2 separate regions of the Homo sapiens genome follow, and region 2 is linked to region 1. The links are chromatin loops, found by intact Hi-C in ENCODE. Cell type or tissue: Caco-2. All regions are shown on one strand. Each heading gives the region's core, and the rest is flanking DNA. Links, peaks and the distances in the headings are about the cores only.

What was found. Hi-C counts contacts between places; a loop is a spot of excess contacts. Peaks named below come from ENCODE experiments on the same cell type or tissue, not always from the same donor. Only the 100,000 strongest peaks of a DNase experiment are listed, where the experiment ranks them.
Region 2: it touches region 1 in a loop (2.8-fold over the local background); 2 of 110 quality-filtered maps call a loop at or near these places.

What each region holds. Positions count from the first base shown.
Region 1 is chr5:11,245,917-11,255,352 of GRCh38, forward strand. All of the region lies in intron 9 of CTNND2 (catenin delta 2), which reads right to left. Among named protein-coding and RNA genes, the nearest start is that of CTD-2154B17.1, 460 kb to the left of the region's middle. In Caco-2, for the core only: a CTCF peak has its summit at 1,508; a DNase peak (open chromatin) is centred at 5,565.
Region 2 is chr5:11,591,145-11,600,580 of GRCh38, forward strand. The region is part of intron 2 of CTNND2 (catenin delta 2); the gene reads right to left. Among named protein-coding and RNA genes, the nearest start is that of CTNND2, 310 kb to the right of the region's middle. In Caco-2, for the core only: no CTCF peak of the experiment used is centred there; a DNase peak (open chromatin) is centred at 5,637.

The DNA of each region.
Region 1 (9,436 bases), core at 902-8,901:
CTTTCTGACCACCTCTCGTTCATCTAAGAGTTGGAAATGCAATTTCCCTGAGCTTCGGCTTATTTCAGTAGGGCCCAGTAGCTTTCACCTCTTGCCATGTTCCTGCAGGCTGCCTGCCTGCTTTGTCTAAGGATTCAGTCAGGAACCCTCTCACTCCTCCAAACAATGTTTAATGGCCACTGCGTGTTTGTCCAATGGAATACAGTGTTGAATGGAGCAAAGGTTCCTATTCTTGGGGAGCTGACTTTCGATTGGTCACTGGTCATTAAAATTATTAAAAGAGCAGAATGTACTATTTGTCAGATAGTGATACATGTGTAGTGGGTTGAAGAGTGTCTCCCAGAATTCATGTCCTCCTGGAACCTTAGAACGTGACCTTATTTGGAAATAGGATCTTTGCAGATGTAATTGAGGTAAGGATGGAAATGAGATCAGACTGGATTGGGGTGGCCCCTGAGTCAAAAGAGAGTGCCCTCATAAGAGACAAAGGAAGACACAGACACAGAGAGAGGCAATGTGAAGAGGAAGGCAGGGGCTGGAGTGATGCAGCCACAAGCCCAGGGACACCGAGGATTCCGGGCACCACCAGAAGCGAGAAGAGGGGCAGGACTCTCCCTCAGCACCTCTGGAGAGACGCTACACTGCTCACACCATGATTTTGGTCTGGCAGAATCAATTTCTGTTGTTTTGGGCCACCCAGTTGGTGGTGCTTTGCTATGGCCACCACCAGGAAACTCATACAAGTTGGATGGGAAAGTAAAGCCAAGTAGAGACAGGGACACGACAGTCTGTGTGTCTGTAGGTGGGTGGGGGGGTGGGGGGTGGTTATTATAAATACAGAGGCCAGGGGAGACTGCTCCGAGAAGGTGACACCGGAGCTGAGTGGAGGGAACATTCCAGAACAGGAAAACGGAAGTAACAAGCCTCTGAGGCAGGAGTGTGCCTGGCATGTCAGACAAGAGGTAAGAAGGTCACGGGGTGAAGAGAAGTGAGTCCCGGGCCCTACTGGGAGACCAACAGGGGGCCCTGATGTGTCCGACATCGCAGGCCTCTGGCTTCTGCTCCAAGACATAGGGAAGCCACTGGAACGCTGGGATCTGACTCACATTCTTAAAAGATCCCTTTGACGGTGGCTGCCTGGATGTGTGCATCTATTGACTCTCATAAACTGCAGGCCTAAAATCTTGCATTTCTTGGGTATCAATTACACCTGGATGATGCTGAGTTCTGGAAAAGGCCCCCGCTGGATGCTAGGTTAAGAACAGATTCTGAGGGGTGGGGCAGGAGCTGAGAGCAGTTGGGGGCAGATGGTGGCTCAGCCCCAGCAGGGACAGAGGGTGTTGAGAAGCACGGGCAGTCTGGATGCCCTTTGAAGGTAGAGCCTGCAGGAATTCCTGGAGGGGTGCATTTGAGTGTGAGAAAAGAAAGAGGCCCTCTGTGAGACCCTATGCAAAGCCTACTCCACGCCTCCCACCCATATCACTGGGGGCCTGGGCCCACTACGCAGGTTAGTCAAGGAAGGCCACCTTGTGGGGACTGTGGGGACTGGGATCTCTTGTTTCACAATTAGAAGGAACAATTTCAACTAGCAAGTTTTCTCCTGGCTGGTAAAGTGAAGAGAGAAAACAGTAAAATGATGAGAAAATTGGCTATTTCTGAACTATTATGGACACTAAGTGCCTTACATTAATCTTAGTCAAGCAATGGGCTTCTTCTCTGAATTCAATTTATTAGAAGTTAGGGGTGAGGAATGATGTAAAATGATTAGCCCCAATTTATGCTAATAGTTATCAAATTTAATTACATGTAGCTTAAATATTAACAAATTTCTGCTTCTATATAGAATATTTAGGTCCTTTAGAAGACATAAATATTCTCAAAGACCATTAGATTACAATGGATATCATCAATTATGTCATAATACCTATGCAATATCCAATTAACTTTAAAACAGCATTTATTCATTCATTAATGCAACTAGACTTTTTCAATAAAAATATGCTACAAAATGGAAAAAATAACCTCAAACATGTAAGAATTTAGTTGCCCTGGAAATTCTAACAGGTTCTGTCTGGTGGTAACAGCCCAAGGGAAAAAATACAAATTAGTGTCCATAAACTTTACCTTGTAAAGCATGATGACTTTATAGAAAATGTTTATGTTCACCACTATGTATCTATTTTAAAATTAACAGCCCGTGATGTTTCTTAGAAAATCACCTGGAGCTGTGAACCTGGAGTGTAAATAAGAGGGAAGGGATTTGATGCCCAAAATACTCGGATCAGGAGATTTAAGAACATTTGAGCAGTGTTTTTTACTTTGTTGATATCAGGGTAAGATCAGAATTTTGCCTCAGGATTAGATTAAGAATTTGAGAAAACCACAAAGGCCTTGGTCACCCTCAAAATGTTTTATTATACATACATATATATATATATATGTGCATGTGGGCACATGTGTATGTATATGTGCAGATCTGTGTGTATAATATATAGTGTGTAGATATTATATATGTATAATACATATAGTATGTGTGTGTTTGTACTTATGCACACATATAATGCATATATACACATATAATATACATGTTACAGGAAACTTGATACATAGACTTAAAATACATTGTGTATAAACCATAGACTAGAGCACACTTTCTTATAAATTAGGTAACCATACCACTTGACAATTGTCCCTGAGAAAAATATAAATGGTGCACTTGATGAATCTCTTTATGAAAACTTAACTTCTGATAGAAGCCACAATGATACAGGTAGATGCATTCTAATAACAAGAACACCATCTCTTGAGATTCCACACTAAGCTCTGTGTTTCTGGAAGTGAGAACGTGTCCTGAAGTACCTGTCACAGTGTCTTTACAATGTGAACCATGAACACATACTTTGGGGCTGACGGTTTACCGGAGTCTAGTCTTGGCTAGAACATGATTTAACAATATCCATTTTTGGTTTTCATCATCATCACCTTATCTTAGTTCTTCGAAGAATGCCAACTTAATTTATCTCAGATAATATTGAGCAGAGATACTTCCTCTAAAGAAAATCTTAATAGAATCTAACAAAATGTGGTCTAATTTGGCCTAACATTTGGTCGCTGTGCTCTCCAAAGCTGTCAGCCTCTAGTACCAAACACTGGTTCCTGCCCTCAGATTGTAGTGGGCAACACAGTGGGAGCAGAATTATCTACCAGAAAAAGCCTGTTATCTAAGAAGGAAGAGCGTACTCCTTGTTCTTGTTTTATGGGTTCATTTCCTGATAGGCCATGTGGTGTGGCATTCAGGAAGAGTGTACTTCAGAAACAAGCTGCTAGCAATGTCACTGCCATCCAACCGAGGGCATCAGGATCACACCTGTGTTTGAACCAAGTTGGGCTTATTGCTCGTAATAAGAAAGGACTCACACCATGGGAAACCATGGGACATATCAGTAAGAGGGCGTTGAATAGACTGACAAAATTTGACTTGTTTTGTGTGTCTTGGGAAGATTCAAAGGAGCAAGGCTTTGTTCTGGATTGGGTGCTACGAGGATGTAGGGGAAATTTCATGGTCAGGGGGCTTGAATAATCTTATCTAGAAGGAGAAAAAACAGAGTAATGTTCAACCTGTGATTGGCCAAGAATGAGCAGTCATTCATATCAGCCAGGCTACTGTGAGTTGTGTGGTCATTTTTGTGGTTTAGGGACCATCATATTTTCTATTCATATTTACCATTCGTATTCATATTTGACACTTCAGTATAATTTTTGAGGAATGACTTCATGGATTACATTAGATTGTTTTAACCTGAAATACATTAGGAATGGGAGGAAAGCTTTTGAGTGTGGTTATTTAGCCGCTAGAATAGTACAAAAACAAACAAAAAAAAAACCAAAAATCTAAAGCCATTTAATTAGATCTACAGTCATTAGTGTCCATGTCAAAAAAAAAAACCAAAACACACTCATCTATGTGTATTGCTTCACTTTGTCCTTAAAGAAATCCTAAAGAACATATGAATATTTGGGCATATTCTTAATATGAGGATATAAAGGGCTGCAGTGTCCAAGTGTCCATTCATAATTATTTCTCATTACTAGACATTAAAAGCAAAGCAATTCCATAGGGATTTTCTTTGATCATATTTCAGAGTACTTTGCTATAAAACTTTTAACTTACCTCCATTTCCAGAGTCTGCATTTCTTTAAATATAAAATGTGGAGAATATTTTCACCCTTCAGTTTGAATAAAATAACCAACAGTGGACCATGGGTGAAAAGGCTGTTGAAAGGCCCAACTATAGGTCATTGTCTTGGATGATTCTGTATCTGTACAACTGAATACATAAGCAAGTTTTGTTTTCAAGTGCAACAATAATAAAAAATAACGTTGATTTCAATATAATGGTACCCAATTACCTTTCATTTCTACCCATTGATAAAGTCTTAGACTAGCCTTTTTCTTACTTCTGTGTCTGCTCAACTCTAAGTAGAATGTGTGTAATTAATTTGAAAATTAATTGAAAGTTTGCGGTGAATTTAAAGGGTGCTCTCTCTCTCTCTCTCTCTCTCTCTCTCTCTCTCTATATATATATATATATATATACATATATTTTTTTTTTTTTTTAGAGACAGGGTCTTGCTCTGTTGCCTAGGTTGGGGTGTGGTGGTGGATCGTAGCTCACTGTAGCCTTGAATTCCTGAGCTCAAGTGATCCTCCTGTCTCAGCCTCCAAAGTAGCTAGTACTACAGGCACGCACCAACACACTCAGCTAGTTTTTAAATTTTTTCTACAGACAGGGTCTCACTAGGTTGCTCAGGCTGGTCTCCAACTCCAAGGCTCAAGTGATCCTTCTGCCTCAGCCTCCCAAAGTGCTGGGATTACAAGCGTGAGCTACCGCACCCAGCCCATAGACCTTTATAATTTAAAATGAGGTAGAGGGGTACACAGGGCAGATGGAAGACGTTTGACTACACCATAAAGACTAAGTGGCAGAGACACATAGTTTTGTTCGTGCAAATAATAAATGCATCTATGATCTTTTTCACTAATTAAGAACGATGGTTTCTTTATTAAGCATTTTAAAAGGTCTATTTCCATAGCAGCAAACTGAAGCCACTAGGAAAAAAAAGAACTTGGGTCTTTAAGAATGTTGGTTTATTATTTAAGTGTTGTACAGATTTATTTTTTATAAATCAAATATTTTTTATTTGTGAGAAGTGACTGAACACAATTATTGGCCGGAGTGTTTCGGCTGCTTGACTTTATAGAACTTGAGTTTCCTGAACTTTATGGGTTCACAAACCTCTTCATGTTTCACAGGGTGCCCCCCAGGCCAAAATAAATGCCTGACAGTTCCATTTAGTAAGTTCTTAGGTCTGAACAGCTTGAATCATCTACATCCTAACATGTCCGTGCTTTGGGGCACTGCACAACTTCTCAAAACTTGGAAGCAGACAATGCCATCTTCACATCCTCTCCTATGCTGATTGTCACTAGCACTTGCTTCATATCACAGAAACCTCTGAAAATCCTGGTATGCAAAGTGATGACATCATTGAAAGGAATGTGGCACAGCTGGATTTTGAAACTGAACTAATGGGAGCTCATGTTTCAACCTGGTTTCAAGATACCGTATTTATCTTGAAAATTTAAAATATCCCTCGGAATCCCTCGAATTTCCTATGTTGCCCTGGGACACCTTGGCATATAGTTTGGAAACAGAGCAAACGAATCGTCCTCACGACAGCTGTGACCTAACCATTAATGAAAAACTTCAGCAAAATGAACAATTATTGGGAGAAGGGCAAATTATGTGTATATGAATAGGAAGTTCGTCTTGTAAAAGTTTATACTCAGAATTTCAGAATTTCAATTAAGTGACACAGTAGCTAAGTAAAATAAATAAAAACTTGTAGTTTGGGAAAATAGACTTACACTCAATTTCTAAAAATTTGCTTATGTAAATGTTTTGAAATGTATCGTTTTATGACTTTGAAAGTCCTAAATCACAGCTTTCCTTAACAATTATTTATATATTTAAAAATACTATAAATTTTGGGGAAAACATCAGCATTTAGAATTGCTTTATCTTTTTTTACATTAGCAAGAGTACAGTAGAATGAGATCTTGCAATGTTCATGACAAAAACACCATTTTAGTGGCAGTAGCATTACTGAAAATGCTTTATTATATTCAGCTTGTTCTTCACTGCATCAAATTGCTCTTAATGTCTTCAAACTTGTACGTGAACTTAAGGGACCTCCTTCACACCCATTTGTTGCCCTTTCCCCAGATCCTTTGTTGGGCTGATATGGACTTAGACTGCAGAATGAGAAATCAATGAGAGACTTGACAGCCAGAGAAAGCAAACAAACTCAGTGATGTGAAAACTGCTGTCAGGTCAGTGTAACAAGCAGCTCTTTCTAGATTTCACTGCACTGCAGTGATCAGAAACTGGGGTGGGGGGGAGATTATACCTTAGTTCTATGTCTATAGACAACTACAGATTCAATAATCAGAGAGATTATCTCCTGTACATAACAATATTCTACAATAAGCACTGGCATAAGTTCATTTCTTACAAGTAGAAGTCAACATAATGTAAGCTCACATTTAAGGAGCATGTTCTGTGTTGCTAAGAACTGCTCTTATGCCTTCCTCACTTAATGTTCATCACATTCCCATCAGGGTGGTGCCATAAATATTCCATTTTATAGATGTAACATTTGCAGTATAGAGAGCTTCAGCCACTTGCTAGGAGTCTCAGAGATGATCAGGTGATGGAGGCAGAATTAACCACAGGCTCTCTTCAGAGCCCACAGTCTTACCCAGGTGGCTCACTCTCTCATCAAACACTTTTTGTTACTATTTTTATAAGCCACTGCAAGTTGGGCACCAAAATGAATGTGTACTCCTCAGTAATTTCATGAGGATAAAGTAAAATTCATCTACTGTAGGACTAACACCATGTTTCTTATGGCTCTTTCAATTATGATTGCCTTCTCCCCTCTAAATCAAGAGTTGTGTAATCTAAAAATAGCAGTATCTCACACAGAGATATTTTATGTTGCTGACTTTTATAAAGCAATGAACTGTTTGCAAATAAATATCTCTGCTATGCTTTCTCCATTTATAATCTCAGGCAACCTCAGTCTGAGGTTATTCCAGGGCCCAGGGTCAGGAGATGGAACAGAGAATAAAAGGTCATACCTGAAGAAAAAAATCATCAGTGCTCTCAACCAGTTCTTACACCTCTCCTTTTCTTTTCTTTCATGATCTGTCTCTAAATTTTACTTGGCTTCTCACTGGGCCCCATTTGTTCAAATTCCTCCCAGATTTGTCATGTCCTGCCTTTCTCTGGCTTTTGTGAGTTACCTGTGATTTATTCAATTAAGGACTATTGATATGGTTTGGCTGTGTCCTCACTCAAATCTTATCTTGAATTGTAGCTCCCATAATTCCCAAGTTTGTGGGATGGATCTGGTGGAAGATAATTGAATCATGGGGCTGTTTCCCCCATACTATTTTCATGCTAGTGAATAAGTCTCACAAGATCTGATGATTTTGTAGCAGTTTTCCCCTTTTGCTTGGCTCTCATTCTCTCTTGCCTGCTGCCATGTAAGACATGCCTTTCACCTTCCACCATGATTGTGAGGCCTCCCCAGCCACATGGAACTGTGAGTCCATTAAACCTCTTTTTCTTTATAAATTACCCAGTCTTGGGTATGTCTTTATCAGCAGTGTGAAAACAGAATAATATAACGATGATGTAAAAATACAATAGACCATCTAGATATCTATGTCCATAAAGAGTTATGCTATTTGTTGATGCAATAAATAAAACCTTCTGGATAAAATATTTTTCCTAATCTGTATTATTCTGCTCACCTTAGTGTTCTCCTGCCTTAAATCTCCCAAAAGGGAGTTGCTAAGCCAATCAAAATCTACTGGTTTGATTTGAAACAGATATTTTCTTTAAATAAGGTCTGATACAAAACACCTATCTTTCTGTACACTCAGTATATTTAATTTTTTATGTTTACTTACTTGGTGTAATCTATTGCCTTGACCCAAAACTATTTGTTATTTTTTATTACAATCCATTATGACTAAAAAAATGCTTTACATCAAACGGGTATTTAGAAAATGATGACCTTCTAGTCATCAAATTTAGTTAGTTGAAACATTGGATTTTTAAAATTTACATAATTTACTGCAATTTTAACACACTCAGTTTAGCAGAGTGATGGGATTTACTAGTTGCTCAATAAACATTAGTAGTCAATCCACTTTTCTTCCCAGAGCCTGATTTTCAGACATCTTAAATGACTTGTGCAAAGTTGGTAAAAGAAGCTCCCATCACTTCAAGTTTCCCTGAATACATACCCTCTGCTCAATGCATAAAGCAAAGCCCACCCTATCCTGGCTGTGGTTCTCAGGAACCACACATCCAGGTAAAGGAAGCTGGATATGATACCTGAATGTGTCTGGGCACAAAAGAATAATTTAATCATAGGTAGAGCAAAGAACATGGTTCCTACCTTGCACAATAGAACTGGGAACTCTCAAATTTTCTGGTGCTCTTTAGGGAATGTTTTTGACTCCATTTGAATAGGTATCAGAGGTGCAGGCTGTGGTCAGAGGCAACATCTCCAAGAAGGCTTTCTTCTACTAGGTCAGAGGAAATGCCCATTTCCTAGGTTCTGAGAACATTCAGATTCACCATACAACAGTGCATGTCAAAATTACAAAGTGGAAGACGGTCTAGAAATGTTTTTTACACTTCAAGAAGTATGAAATGTATAAAATACTTTTCTGAGCTAGGAGAAACAGGTGTCACCCTTACTTTTAGACTTGCAAATTATAATGCAGGGCAGCCTCCCTTCCCAACTAAGAATTATCTGGCCCAAAATCTCAGTAGTGCTGAGGCTGAGAAACCGTGGTGTATACTATATTATGCACATTTTGATAGCCCAGAACATAAACTGTAAGAGGCACTACATTAGGTCAAAACACTGTCAGTTCAGACCAACATCTTTCTCTGAATAGGACCAAGGATTTGGGTTGCTGTTGTAATTTAAAATTTGTCTTTGGAGTCATGCCAGAGCTACAGGTTTAGGGATGCATTTCAAAACATTTTCCCTCCATCTTCTATTATGTTTGTGTCATCTATGAGTTTTTTTCCTAAATATCCCTTGACTTGTTTATGTTTCAAGTCTTTACAACACACGAGACTTTAAATTTACTGCCTATTGTATGATTTAATACTTCCTTGTGGTAAATAGAAGAAGGGAAAAAGGACTGAATTAACAATTCCTGGGGAAAAAAAACTCACTTCATGAAAAATGTCCATGCATCTCAGTTGCAGTGAGGACTTGTCACATCGGCCCATTTCTGCAACAGTTGGGCCTCCAGCTGTCTCTACACATCATTTCTGGAGAG
Region 2 (9,436 bases), core at 652-8,651, 340 kb after region 1:
ACCTAGAATGGAATGTTTGTGGTACCTCCAGAAGCACAACTCACCATCATTCTCTGTGAAGGTGTCCCTGGTATTATGCCCTACTTAGAAGGTTATACAACTTTGGGATCACACTTTTCCTCACTCACAATTCTGAAGAAATCATTCAGTTACCTCTGACACTGAAAACTGCAGAATAGAATTAAAAAGCCAGATTGATATATCCCTCTTGTAAGAAAATTACTTTCCCAGGTGAGAACTATTGTAAAAATAACAACCCATACATTAGCTCCTAGTTATCTCTCTTCTACATCTATTGCCTTTTTTTCTCTCTTCTGCTTTATTTCTTCATACCAGTCCCGTTTATTTCTGCACTATTTGTCTGCTTGATGCTTCTAACATGGTTTCATTTCAGCAATAGCTATTTTTTTCTTTTTTTTGAATAATCTTTGCCAGCTCATTGTTACTCCTTTCATGCCTCCTGTGTCCTATGATTTCTTCTTTGATTTCATTTTTGCTCATAATTTTAAACTTACTCAAGTTACAAAAAAATTGTTAACTTTCCCTTACATCACCTGGGGGTAATTTTATTTTTCTGTGGTTATACTTTCTCTGCCTTTTGTGTATTTGTGTTTTTGTGTTCCTTTATTCTCTTTCTGATTTCTTTGTTTCTTACTTTTTATGGACAATGTCAACCCACTATCTTTAAACATTCCAGTTTATTACTTATTTTTGAATTATGGCAACCTTTTCTTGGCCTGACTTTTGCTTGGTAACAGATTGGGGAGGGGAGCAATTCTAAGTATGAAAAAAAGTGAAGGCAGCTGGTAGCTGAAAATGTAGTTCTTATGCTACCCACCCCCCAACCCCTGACATTATTTTCTCCTATTGGGACTTGTCCTTCATAGAGCTTCATCTCTCCTGTGTCCCCTCATGTCTTCAGAACTCAGTGTTTCAGTTGAGGATTCTGGCTCAGGAACCTATCTACCTTCCTTCCTTCCTTCTTTCCTGCCTTCCTGCCTTCCTGCCTTCCTGCCTGCCTGCCTTCCTGCCTGCCTGCCTTCCTGCCTGCCTGCCTTCCTGCCTTTCTTCCAGTCTGCCTTCCTGCCTGCCTGCCTTCCTGCCTGCTTGCCTTCCTGCCTTCCTGTCTTCCTTCCTTCCTTTCTGCCTTCCTTCCTTTCTCCCTTCCTCCTGCCTTCCTTCCTTCCTTCCTCTTCTTTTTTCTAAAATGAAATATGCATAATGTATGATATCTGGGAAGATACGTGTAAACTCACATATCTCCTTCATGAGTTTGTGCTGATTTATTTCCTAGTATTATTGTAAATGGAATTTTATTCGCAATCCTCTTGTATTTTTGGTTCATTTTAGTGTTTCCAGGAAAGAAGTACAATAAAATCAACATTGTGAGATAATCATAACAGTGGTTTAAGGGAAATCCCAAAGATGCAAAAATGTTTACTCTTGACAAAGTTCAACAGTATTCTTAAGTAAAAAAAAAAAATCTTTGCAGACCAGAAATAGTGGGGGAAAGCCCTCAATTTGATCAAAACAACAACCAAACATCTACCTAAAAATTATAATCAAAACCTCAGCATGCTTTTCTGGGGGGGTAAGGGGCCTGACTTAATGGACAGTGGATTCTAAAATTTATATCGAAATGCACAGGGCTAAGAAGAGCAAGCAGTCTTAAAGGAAGAGAATAAATCTGGAAGACAGCCTACCAGATAACATGGTGGACTAGAAAACTGCAGTCATAAAGATTGTGTGGTATCCACATAAGGAGAGACAAAAAGAACAGTGGAGCAGAAGAGAATCCAGACATGAAGCCACACATACACCTGATTTACAAGAAACATGACACTGCAGTGCAGAGGGAAAGATAGTGCCTTCACCTGTTGAAAAAAAATGCAACGTGACCCCAGTTGCGAAAAAATAAAAAAAATCAACTCCATCTGGAGTGAAGGGCTAGATGTGAAAGATTAAATGAAAATGCTTATATGCAGCACATGCATGACCTTGGAGTAGCCAAGGCTTTCTTAAGCAGGACACAAAATGAGCTAACCATAACAGAATATAAAAAAAGTTATAAATTGGGCCATATTAAAATTGAGAAATTCTGTTTACCAAAGACCCCATCAGGAAAGTGAAAGTACACTAATGGGAGAAGATATTTTCATTCTGTCTTTCTCTGTATATGTGTTAAGTCTGAAATGCAATGTAATATGACATTAATAGGCAACCCAATAGAAAAAGGGTAAAATACTTAACAAGCACTGCACAAAAGAAAACAACCACATGACCCATGTGGCCAATAAATAAATTGGCAAACGATTGATATAGTTTGGCTGTGCCCCACCCAAATCTCATCTTGAATTGTAGCTCCCGTAATTCCCAGGTGTCATGGGAGGGACCTGGTGGGAGGTAACTGAATCATGGGGGCAGGTTTTTCCCGTGCTGTTCTCATGATAGTGAATAAGTCTCAGGAGATCTGCTGGTTTTATAAAGGGCAGTTCCCCTGCATATGCTCTCTGGCCTTCTGCCATGTAAGACGTGTCTTTGTTCCTCCTTCACTTTCCATCATGATTGTGAGGCCTCCCCACCCATGTGGAATTGTGAGTCCATTACACCTTTTTTCCTTTTAAATCACCCAGTCTCCAGTATTTCTTCATAACAGTATGAAAATGGACTAATACGACAATCAACTTCACTACTCACCAGGGTACAAAATTTTAACCACTATAGGGTGCCACTAAGTACTCATTAGAATGATTAAAATTCAGAGAGACAGATAATGCCCAAATTGGCAAGTATTGGGTGTTATTGGAACTTTCATAAAACTGTAAGTGGGAATATAAAATGTTAAAATAAATGTGACAGTTGTGAATTTCTTCTAAAATTCTTGATAAACATACTCTGTTTCTCAGCAATTCTACTCGATAATGCCACAAACTAAAAAATGTGCACATAAGCACACCAGAAGACATCTCCTATAATGCTGTCAGTCCCAACTGAACACTACAGAAATGCTCAGTCACTAGAATGAATATAGTATAGTACACGTACACAGTGAAATACTATTCAGCAAAGTAAATAAATCATGTATAACCAGGCACACTATTATGACTGAGTCTCACACACATAACAGTGAGCAAGCTGCATTTGCTGGAATATATTAGGCTGGTGCAAAAGTAATTGCAGTTTTTGCCATTATAGCAAAAACCAAAATTTTTCTGTATGTATATTCTACTTTTGAAAAGGTTCTAAATTATTTTAAATCCTAGATTTTTGAAAGCTATAACAGGCATGCATGTATGAAAACAGGAATATTATTTACTTACTAAATGTTCTTGATTTTAAAAAATCAATTTCAAAGGTTTCTAGCAATATTGTTGCCAATTTCCTTTTTAAAGAAAATGAAGGATTTTTACTTTTTACAAAATAAAAGTAGAACTAAAGTATAAAGGAATCACTATTTGCTGTGGTATCATTAACTTTAAAATAATTGACTATGCTGTGGCCCTTTGGACAAATAATCCAATCTTTTGGACAAAAAACAAACAAATATACACACACAAACAAAACCTACATGTTCATGATGTCCATGTCCTGGCAATTTTTATCTACTTATATGGACAGAGGGGTGGAAGAATAAGTAGCATTAACACAGAAAAGCTTTAACATGAAATAGGTGACTTGGTAGTGATTTACAAATAAGTTAAAGTTAACATTTAAAATGTTTATGCTAACAAAACTTGATATTTAGGAGAGACTTTAAAAGACATGACTCCTGAAATTTTGGCTTCTTATTTTCTGATAATCAGCATTTCAGTGTAAAACTGTGTAATTCTATTTATTATCCTTCCAGACGCTAAGGTATAAAATTACACACAATTGACAGCCAAATTACTGCGTCTGCCTTCCAAGGGACACGGGGAAGCTCCAACACAGATTCTTTTGCAATTAAATCCTTGCAAGGAGTAAGATTTTTAGGGCCAGCTCAGCTTTTATCTGTAATCCAGCAGTTATCGCTGCTGAAATGGATTGCAGGAGGTGGTAAGGAAAAAAATGGGAAAACAGGATGAGGAAGGAAGTCAAACAAACAATGCTGGACTTTTGCCTAGGGGCCTTGTAGTGACAAGTACTCAGATGCAACTGAAACCCCAGTGCTGCCTGCTGCTGCACTAAACTCTTGAAACCAAGTGTCAGACAGACTCAAAAATAGAACCATTGGTACTAAGAGACTAGATGTATATGTTATCACACACTAGCTAATATCCCTGAATCCAGTGTAAATTCGAAGTCTGTACTAGCAGTGTAGGGTATATTAAATCTATTAATAATATATATTCTGGCAGGGTATAAACCTCTTATTTGAGACCTCACAAGCCTTTCTTCAATCTGTGCCTCAAACTAAAGCTCATGCAATGACAGATGAAGAAGACAAAATCATTTCAGAAGTAGCTCTCTACCCTGGCATGAAATTAATTTCACTGTATTCAAAGCAGGGTTTCTCAAATGGAATGTATAGTTGACCATCTCGGTAATAGTTCAGCTTTAAACCCATTGGCATACCTGATGTTGTAAATTATCAATCCATGAAATTCACATGCTTTTACATTTTTGGGATTAAAAAGCTTGAAGACAGCAATTTCCATCCAGTTATCAAATACACAACGACAACGATTGCCAGAAAATTAACTTAGAACACACTTTTTAAAACACATTAATTAATTAGAGGTAAAGAAACACATCTGCTATATGGAATCAGCACCACTGCCTCCTAAAATGCCACAATGCACCAGTTTTACTATAAATATATATTCTTTCCAAATAATATCAATAATAACAAAGGCAGGATCTCATTTTTAAAGTAATCTCTTTCTCCAAGACACATACAGACATGCACACACGCAAGCGCAACTTTGCAGAATGCAAAATTTTCAATTAACAAATTGGGAGTCTCTTTATGGCAGAACTGGGAGTATTTTTTGTTTATTACCAGATGGAAAGCATCTATCATATTTTATCCTTTTCTAGACCTCAGGCATAAATTTAAGGCACTGTCTTCTAAGAAATAACTCGACTTGTTTGACTACTAAGAATACTGCATCCTAATCACCCAGCATTAAGAGTGGCATTTGTTTCAATTTTTTGCATAATTAGCTCATGTCTTTACTTGATATCCTTTAACATTTATGTAAAGTGGTGATCATGAATAATACTCTGTCAAGACAGAGTGGGCCCTGTTTCTTTGGCTGGGCTTAGGTATTATGTCATTGCCCTTGGCTGAGGCACCTAAGGAATACCAATAAGAAAAAGGCACATGACTAAGCATTTTAAGTTCTTCCCACAATGTGCTTGGCTAAGGCACTAGCCAAAGAGACTACTTTAAAAATATTTATTTGCAAAGAGAAATAAAACAAATGAGTAATTTCTTGAAGATATATCACATTTCAATACATCAAAGCGTAACTATATACATGTTTTTGTATAACCATTCCCTGTAGGATATATTTGCCTTTGGTATTATAAAAATCCTTTACATTTAGGCTGGAACATTTTGTCCTTTAAATAGTTAACTTCCTACAGCCTTGGGAAGTTCAGATGCGTAGAGGGTAGTGGTTAAAGGTGCTGCCTTGGAGGTGAGGGTTACAGGTGGACAAACAGGCTGAACATGACTGGCATTCCCCTATGTCTAGGACTCTAGTGTTCTCTTTGTGCTTTTTGTTTGCTTATCGGCATTTTTTTAACTGATAGCAGTATTTAAATATTTGGCAATCAATCTTTCATGAATTCTAGTATATTTGTTCCATTTCTTCTTGACTGCCTGAGAACAAGCTCTCATTTGTTCTTTGTACTATGGTGAGGTTTGGTTTGTGTGGAGCAGGACAGGCAGCGAACCCAAACAAGTCCAGCGGAATCTCTGACGATAAAAGGATGCTGCTCACAGATATGGCAGCACTGTATATTAAACCGATGTGAATCACAACAGGCTCCGTGACTTATCATTTGTAGAAACAGCACATTGTTCTTCTAGAATTTTGAAGACTTTTCTGTAAGACTTGTTGAATATACCTCTATTTCCGAACAGTGCCTATACATTGGTATCTTAAAAATGGGGCCCTTCCGTGTATGTTACAGCTTAAGTTCGTTCTAGAACTGATATTGCATTATTTGAAATCAATGTTTAGGTGTCCACAGGCTTTGCTTACAGCTTTGTAAAGGTCTTAAATACTGAGTTTGCTCCCTTTATTACCCAGTCAATCTGGAATGAGATGATTCCTTGGTATTTCAAAGCTGCTGACATATCTGATGGACTGGATGAAAATTTAAGGCTCATTTAGCTCTACAGATTTATGTTATGTTCTCTATTTCTTGCTCTAAGCTTACAATTTGCCTTAGCCAATAATGTGCTTTTCTTAATTCATCAATGAGCAGTCCGAATTAGGGAATATTCTTTTTTTTTTTTGAAACAGAGTGTCAGTCACCCAGGCTTGTGTGCAGTGGTGTGATCACTGCTTACTGCAGCCTTAACCTCTCAGACTCAGGTGATCCTCCCACTGTAGCCTTCCAAGTAGATGGGACTACAGGTGTGGTCCACCATGCCCAGCTAATTTTTGTATTATTTGTAGAAAAGGATTTAGCCATGTTGCCCAAGCTGATCTCAAACACCTGGGCTCAAGTGATTCGTCTGCTCCGTACTGAGACTATGGGCATGAGCCACGAAGCCTGGCTTGGAATAGTCTTTGAAAATATAATAATAACAATGAAGATAAGTAGAGCTGGTATTTTATTGAGAAGTCAACTCACCACTGGATAATGAGGACAACTCATTTCCTATATCACTGAAATTACCCTTTTCCATATTCTCATGTGATAAAAATAGCTGTATTTTTGTTGTTGTTGTATCCAAAAAGCAGTTTAGCCTTAAAGTAAAATGTTATCATTGTTTCTGTGTACATCCAATGAGGCAAGTTATTATTATCTCATTTTATAAATGAGGAAACAGATTCAGAGAGGTTAAATAATTTGTCCAAAATCATGTTTGTGTTCTTAACCACTAGACAGACCTATCTATAATCATTTATAGTTTTAAGTTTGTCTTCTAGGAGCCATGGCTAACAACCACCACATCATGTTCTTATTGGGTTTGTATAATAATGATAAATCAGATTCTCCATCCCTCTACACCACAACCAAGGGGGATACGTGCTGATGAGGAGAAATTCCAGCTTCCTCAGAATCAGGTAAGTTTCTAGGTGTGCCAGGACTCCAGGGGGGTCTCCTACCCAGTAATCCCACTAAGCGATTCTTTACCACCATGGTTTTGTCAACCATTCTAAAGGTAATCAAGGTTGATATTGTATACACATTTTAAAATCCTTTATCTGATTACATTTAAATGGTATAGTGTTGTGCCTCCTTAAATAAGAGGAAACACCTATCACCTTTCTTTTCATTAAGCCTCCTATGAGAGGGTTTACAAGTTGAGGGAAAGGAGGAAGTGTCTATTTCTTATAGTCTTAATATACGAATTGAAGATGAAGAGCTGGGAAAATATATCTTCTCCATGAAAACTGATGAAAAATATGAGACTTAACCAAAAGATTTCACAAACAACTGTAAGTATAAAACTTTAATATTTATTATAGTGAAACTCATTAACAGCTGGGTCAGAAAACATGAAAAGGAAGTAAGCATCTTGTATTAGTGCATTCTCACGCTGCTATCAAGAACTACCTGAGACTGGGTAATCTATTAAAAAAAAGATGATTAATGGACTCACAGATATGCATGGCTGGGGAGCCTCAGGAAACTCACAATTACGTCAGAAGGCGAAGGGGAAGCAAGGCATGCCTTACATGGCAGCAGGAGAAAGAGAGTGAGCAAGCAGGGAACTGCCACACACTTTTAAACCATCAGATCTCATCAGATGTCAAGAGAACTCTATCACAAGACAGCACCAGGGAGATGGTGCTAAGGCATTTGAAACCACCCCCATGATCCAGTCATCTCCTACTAAGCCCCACCTTCAACACTTGGAAATTACAATTCCACATGAGATATGAGTGGGGACACAGATCCAAATCATAACACATCTAGAGCAACATCAAAAATGTATGGGACAATCTACTTAGGCAGTTCATGATAACATAGCAATATTTCCTGGAAAACTAAAAAAAATTAATAATAAGGGTTAAAGGAGGAAAGTTAACTATTCTAGTAAACTTCATCTTGAACAGGTATTTCATTTCTAATAGATGTTTTTGGAAGCTTGTGTCTTCTAGAACTTTTCTGTAGTTATAAATACATTTACACATATTTAATGACCATTTTTGGAGTTTTGAAAAAGTAACTCCTTTTGTGTATGAAATTTTGAAGTTGCCCGCAATAGTTCTTGCCATATATAGCATTTCTTCTCAAACATGACATCCATGACTGGCAAAGGATTTGGGTTTTTTTGCTTGTTTGTTTGCTTTTGCTAGTTCTTAAAATCCCAAACAAGTAGAACTTGTACTTATTCATGAGGTCCACGTAGATCAAAGGTTAGATTTATACCCGTGAGTACAATTCAGTGAAAAGTCAGGAAAATAGAAAAGTGATTGCGAAAATGGAGTTTAGACTTTCCCTTGGGGTTCTCAGACCAGGAAGCTTGCTATTCTGGTGATGAGAAATGGCACACTGATTTGGCTATCTAATTTCTTGAGAGTCTTATTGCATGCCCAGGAACCATAAAAGTGGAAGTTTCTTCTGCTCTTCTGTCGGCATTCTATGGCCATAGAGTTAATACTTGGGTTACACTCAGGAATCCGAGTTAAGAAGTGCCTCCAAAATGCATCAAGGTACCTACTTTTAGCAAGTCCCAAATATTGAGACCACAAATGGTCTTTATCCAATTCTAAAGCAAAACTATAAATATGGATCTGAATTTAAATTGTCTATGATTAAAATATGTGACTTAAATTTCCATTCCTCCATCTACCATCTAGAGTTTTCCTCAGCTGACACTGTCAGTGTTGGAGGCAATCACTGAAGTATTTACCTGCTTACAGAATTACATACCTATGCTAATACAGCAAGTGTGTGGACACACTGTTTTGTCAAGTATGGGAAAAACATTTGCTGACACCTAAATTCTAAGCAGTATGTGAAGTACACTAAAACTAAAAAAACAAAACAACAAAAAAAATTTTGTATTATATGTATCAACTATTTTCCACAGATATATTAAGTATATTGTGTGTTATAGGTGAACAATTGTACCAACATGTGTGCAAATTTTTTATATGAAGATTAGGCCAGGCATAGTGGCTCACGCCTGTAATCCCAGCACTTTGGGAGCCTGAGGCAGGTGGACCACTTGAAGTCAGGAGTTCGAGACCAGTTTGACCAACATAGTGAAACCCCATCTCTACTAAAAATAGAAAAATCAGCCCAGTGTGGTGGTGCATGC